Linked DNA regions of Homo sapiens: region 2 is linked to region 1. A link is a loop called in an ENCODE intact Hi-C map of the cell type or tissue named here. Cell type or tissue: heart left ventricle. All regions are shown on one strand. Links, peaks and the distances in the headings refer to the core of each region. The heading gives the core; the rest is flanking DNA. Region 1 has its middle 110 kb from the start of LINC01847. Region 2 overlaps LOC105377684 (a long non-coding RNA gene).

Evidence for each region. A loop is a pair of places that touch in the nucleus more often than their neighbours do. Peaks named below come from ENCODE experiments on the same cell type or tissue, not always from the same donor. Only the 100,000 strongest peaks of a DNase experiment are listed, where the experiment ranks them.
Region 2: a loop joins it to region 1, with 2.3 times the contacts of the local background. A loop is called at or near these places in 3 of 110 quality-filtered maps.

The regions. Positions count from the first base shown.
Region 1 is chr5:159,763,686-159,766,608 of GRCh38, forward strand. No RefSeq gene overlaps it. Among named protein-coding and RNA genes, the nearest start is that of LINC01847, 110 kb to the right of the region's middle. In heart left ventricle, for the core only: no CTCF peak of the experiment used is centred there; no DNase peak of the experiment used is centred there; H3K27ac peaks cover 907 bases.
Region 2 is chr5:159,603,894-159,606,816 of GRCh38, forward strand. All of the region lies in intron 16 of LOC105377684 (a long non-coding RNA gene), which reads left to right. Among named protein-coding and RNA genes, the nearest start is that of LINC01845, 140 kb to the left of the region's middle. In heart left ventricle, for the core only: no CTCF peak of the experiment used is centred there; no DNase peak of the experiment used is centred there; H3K27ac peaks cover 1,437 bases.

The DNA of each region.
Region 1 (2,923 bases), core at 165-2,664:
GCTAACACGGGTCAGATCAGAGAGGCCTCGTAAGCTATTGTAGTGAACGGTGAGCCTCTGGTTGACTCACAAGCTACCCGTCATTCATTTCCCTTTACAAGGGGACTGAAGCTCTGCGAGGCCATGTGGCTTACCCGAGAGCACACAGATAACAGGTAGCAGAGCCAGGGTCTAAACCCAGGCCTCCCTGGCCCCTGCTACTTCACCTGACCCCACCCTCCCCTCTCTTCATGATTCATTCTTGTGTGTGTGTGCACGTGTGCATACACATGCATGCACACTCACACCTCGCCCTACTATTTTCATTCCTCCAACACCCCCAGGTCCTCCTTGTCTTCCCTCGTGCTGTTCCCTTTAGCTGGAGTGCCCTTCTCCTACTCTTGATCTGATGGGTACAGCTTTCGGGCCTTGGTTCAAATTTAATGGCCTTTCCTGACCCTCTCATATAATTTAGCTGTGCCTTGCTGTACCTTCTCAGGGCCTCCAGTTCTACTTTCCTTTGTAATTACATGTTTATTTGTGTATTCGTTTTTCTTCCCCCACAAATTCTCCCGCCCCAGACTGTGTCTCTACCCAGCACCCAGCCCAGTGCCTGGCACATAGGAGGCACACAATAAACATGTATTGAGTAACTGAGAAGACCAAAAGGGTAAAGACAAAGTAGGAAGACCTCAGAGAGGTTTCTGGGCATCAGTAAGAAAAGGAAACCAATGGCTGTTGCAAGAGAGATTTGGGGTTATCTGTGGCCCAGCCTGTTTCCTGCCTGGTTTTGGAATGAGATGCTGCAGGCTGTCTCTGGCTGCTCCACAATCTAATACATTCATCACGTGACTCACCACCACCCCCCAGCAGCCTCTGGAATGAATGTTATTTGGAGTAATTGGCCAAGCACTTAGAAAATGCTAAGGTTTATTTTTAAATATGATTACGACCTGTCTTTTGCTTTCCGGAAAATCACGTGTGCTCTTCAGAGATACAAAATCCGATCATTGCACTTTTAAAACCAACGTTTTAATCTTGTCCTCTAAACAAACTTGCTAAGTTGGTTTAGGGGAAAAGCATAACCATCCCCATTTGATTGATAGGAAAACTGAGGCTTAGGGGAGATTAAATGCACCATCTCAGGCCAAATAGCTATTGAGAGTAGCTATCTTGAAACCAGAGAAAGCTGCATCCACTCTACTATCCTGCCTCCCCCATGCAAATAATGCAGATGGTCCCCCAAAGAGAAGAAGAATCTAGAAAGAGGAAACCATGGCCTTCTTGGTTTGGTGTTTTATGTGGCAGCAGGGCAACCAATCGTTCTAATTAGGCCACAGGAAGCCTGTTTCTCTTTAAGAACCTATTAGCAAGCTGGCAAAATCTCATCCCATTACCATGTAAATAAATAAGGATAAATTTTCCCACATCAGCCTCCCAGGGCTGAACCAAAACTCTCCTCCTTTGCATATTTTCGATAACCTGCTTATTCTGGAATACCTCACAATTAAAGATAGCATGCTCTGGACATCAGTAATTCATCGTGGAATGGGAAAAAGGATGAGATAATTAACATTCTCTGGCTGGCTTTGGCTGGGAAGTAGCTTAATAAGCACAAGGGCGTGTTTTGGGCTATTTCCATCATGAGGGTAGAATAAATAAAATGGATCCTTTCGCACACTAGACTTGAAGGATTCGTGTCAGGCTAGTTGGCCCCAGAGCTTTCGGAGTTGGGTTTAGATCTCCACTGTGGCAAAGGCAGCTGATCAGCAAATGCAGCCCCAGGGCCGGACTGGGTAGGTGGGTTACAGGGAGTAAGGGCAGCATGTCTCAAAGCCACTCTTTAAGCTTCTAGCTCGTACTGTAAGCTTTAACTTTTCGGTGAACTGCTCTCTGACCTTCCATTTTTTTCTTCTCTGATTCCTTTTATCAAGCCATATAACTTTGATGGGCCCTCCTTAGTTTGCCCTTCTGTAAAATGGGAAAGATAATGTGATTTCGAGTAATTGGCCAAGGACTTAGGCAGGGGTGTCTAATCTTTTGGCTTCCCTGGGCCATATTGAAAGAAGAAGAATTGTCTTGGGCCATGGATAAAATACACTAACACTAACAATAGCTGATGAAAAACAAAATCACAAAAAAATCTCATAATGTTTTAAGAAAGTTTACAAATTAGTGTTTAGCCTCATTCAAAGCTGTCCTGGGCCACATGCAATGCGCAGGCCTCCAGTTGAACAAGTCTGCCTTAGAGCAAGCAGGATTACTGAGGATTAAAACATCATCATTATCATCATCGTCATCATCAGTGTCATCACTATCCCTTATGAATCATTTATGATGTGTCGGGTTTTATCATGTGCTAGATGTATTTCATTTGCATTATTAAGTTTGATGCCTACTGGGATAGATGATCAGTCTTCAAACCTCAAAATAAGCTGGAAATAGAGTTTTTAAAATTTTGTATCACACGGTTGAAAATAAACTAATGAAACACAGAACCCCAAGGGGGATAGCACAAGCAGTCAGAGAGTTTGAGTATATTTATGCATGACAGAGCCATAAATGGGTGCTGGGATATACCTAACCTTTATGGTTGACGTCATGGGGGAAATGGTTTCTCTGTCTACTAACTGAGATCAAGGAAGGGTACAGCATGACTGTGCCCTCTGGGTGCCCATCCCGTGGGACCTCTGTTGGCAGCAGACTATGAGCCTGTGTGGACTTGTGTCTGTCCCAGTATGGCAATTCCTATATTTTATGTTGTTATGATTCCTAAGAGAAAAAAATTTTTTCAGCTGAGACTCTTGTTTCTACGATGATGCTCTGACGGGTACCTTTATTCCTTCTACATTCTATTTTCTTAATCGAAGTAGTGAAAATTAGTAGCAATTTACTACAGCAAGTCAGAAAGGAATTGTCCTAAAATGTCTGAGCATTTTAACCA
Region 2 (2,923 bases), core at 162-2,661, 160 kb before region 1:
TGAGCAGACACTTTAAGAGACAGCAAGTTTCTGTCAAGCGTCTCAAACTTTTTACCTTTGAGTAAGGCGTACGTTCCCAGTAATCATTACTCTTTCAGCCTGAGTCCTGGAATAAAGACATACGGAGCAGGCATAAACCCAAACCACAGATTGGAGTCTAGCTTAGCCCAGCTGAGCAAAGCCAATTCACAGGCTGCCTATATCCCTATCAACATTAAATTGAATTTTTTTTTTGTTAGCTATTGAGGTTTGGGAGGAGGGTTGTTGCTACATAGAATTATTACAGCAGAAATCTGCTGATACACTGAGTATCCATCTGTCTACCAGTGCAGTATGAGACATGAGACATAAGGAAAAGGCTACATGGTTGTGCTCTTTCCCAGGACACAATGCTCCCAGTTCTCTGATGGTTGTAGACATTTAGTTAAAAAAAAAAAATAAAGCCAATACAATGAGCTCAGTGGTTTTTTCCGTATGATGTGAAACTTAAAAATTCAGATGTGGCAAGAAATAAACATGGGGTTCCCTAAAAAATCTGACGTAGCTGAGCCCAGAAGCTCATGCCTGTAATCCTAACATTTTGGGTGGCCAATATGGGAGGATCATATGAGGCCAGGAGTTCAAGACCAGCCTAGGCAACATAGTGAGACCCTGTCTCTACAAAAAAAAAAAAAAAAAAAAATTCACTAGCTGGAACTAGTGGCTTGCACCTGTAGTCCCAGCTACTTGGGAGGCTGAGGTGGGAGGAACACTTGAGACCAAGCGTTCAAAGCTGCAGTGAGCTATGATGGTGCCACTGCACTCCAGCCTGAGTGACAGAGTAATACTTTGTCTCAAAAAAAAAATTGTATATATATATATATATATATATATATATATATATATATATATATATATATCCTGGCCTATTTATAGCTGAAAAAGCTACCTTAGATTTACAGGCATTTCTCCAATAGCTTATTTTCAGAATGCAAGCTAGATGTAGTGGCATTGACCAATTAGGGCATTCAATTTTAACTGTGCAGAACATTAGAGTTCTGATAGAATCACTGTATAATTGTCATCACTTAAATAAGAAAAGTTGGTTTTCCAAAACACAGAAGCACACTGCTACTTGTAGGAGTGGTTGGTTTCTCAGTGTGAGTTTACTTTTGTCGACCATTTGTAGTTGTGAACTGTTCTATAATTTATTTTCATTTTGCACTAATAATGAGCAGCAAAAGTAATAAAACTGTATAAAAGAAACTCTCTAACTCCTAAACTCTTTTTCTCCATTTCAACAATTTTTTATTTGTTTTCAATGAGAAGTGGTCGAGCACAGTGATTAGGAAAAAACACTCTGAATTAGACTTATTTGAATTAGACTTTGAACCTAGGCACCATCAAGAATAGTGTAAAAATCATCTAAGCACTCGGCCTCAGTTTTTCATTTGTAAAATGAGGATCATAATAGTGCTTATCTTTAGGGCTGTGAGGAGTCAATGAAATGATCTTGTGAGACCTCAGCACAGTGTCTAACAGATAATAAGCAGTCAATAAATGACAGAAATTATTACAGGACAAATTTTGTTAGTGCAACTTTTCTTAGGAAAGCAGCTGTTTATTATAGAAAGACAGGCTGTGTCATGGCATTTGCCTTGACCTTCACTATTGAAAAAAAAAGCCTCAGGACCCAAATCATGATTAATTTATATGCTATGTTTATGAACAGCTAAGCTTTTTCTACTTTGGTTCTCTGAGAGGAATAAGGGTCAAAGACACAGAAAATTTGAACTCACCACAAAACGAATACTTCCCAAACCTTAATTTGGCTAAGATACAATAGACTGGACTCTCTGGTAATGAACTGTGGGCAAGTTTCCAGGCAAACATGTTGTGCACTTGCATTCTTCCACGCATACTATGCTGGAGTGACAGCAACTGTGCTGTGGAGTGGCCATGGTCAAATGTTCCCCCAGTGAATTTGCCAGGAAGATAAGAACATTCCAGCAGTCTGTGTGTTGCCCAAATAGCAGGACACCTCATTTTCAGATCTGCTCATTTCCTGATTGCAGAGAATACCAGTGTAGACAGCCTTGGGTTTACGGAAAATGTGGTAGCCAAGCAAAGTTAACTCTCTTTGGAAACTGTGAATTGATATTGGTAATAATGGTTTTGATATACAAGAAAGAATTTGTTATAAGACGTATTTGGCTGTTTACCTTGAAACATCCTGCAAAGCGTATGTATGTTTGTGTGCACATGCATGGGTGCATGGGCAGGTAACTTGCTTAAAATGAACAAGCAATTGTAACTTCAAATTATACGAATCAGCCATCTGAAATATGTCTCAAATGCCTCCCCTGGAGAAATACAAGACTTTTTCCCACTTCCAGGCATTCTGCTTCCTAGTCCTTTTACTTTCACTCAGACATTTCAGAAAGCAATGGACTCAGATGTGAAGCTAGGATAAGTTACAAATTTATTTTTTGTAATACAGAGCTTGAAACTTGCTCCCATTCAAAAAATACATACACAGTCTTAAGTTCACTTAGAAAGAAGCCATTAGTTTAATGTATAATGCTATAGCAAAGATCAATATGACTCACATGAAGAATTAAGGATGGGCCACATAGTAAAAATCCATTTTATTTTTTAGAAAGAAAATGTAAGATATTTTGCTTCTCTGAGGAAAAAAAAAGGATAGGAAATAATATGCCATTATTCAATACATAAAGTAAATTTTTAAAATATACCCAAAAAGCATACATTGTACAAGGGAAGTGAGAGAGAGAGTAAAGAGAAGAAAAAAGAAGAAAGAGAAAATGAAAGAAAGAGGCATGGGGGAAAGAGTGAAAATAAAAATATGGGTCAGATACAGACTAACGCATAAACATATACCAGACAATTTTCAGAGAGGAGAATTACTATTTATCCTGTTACA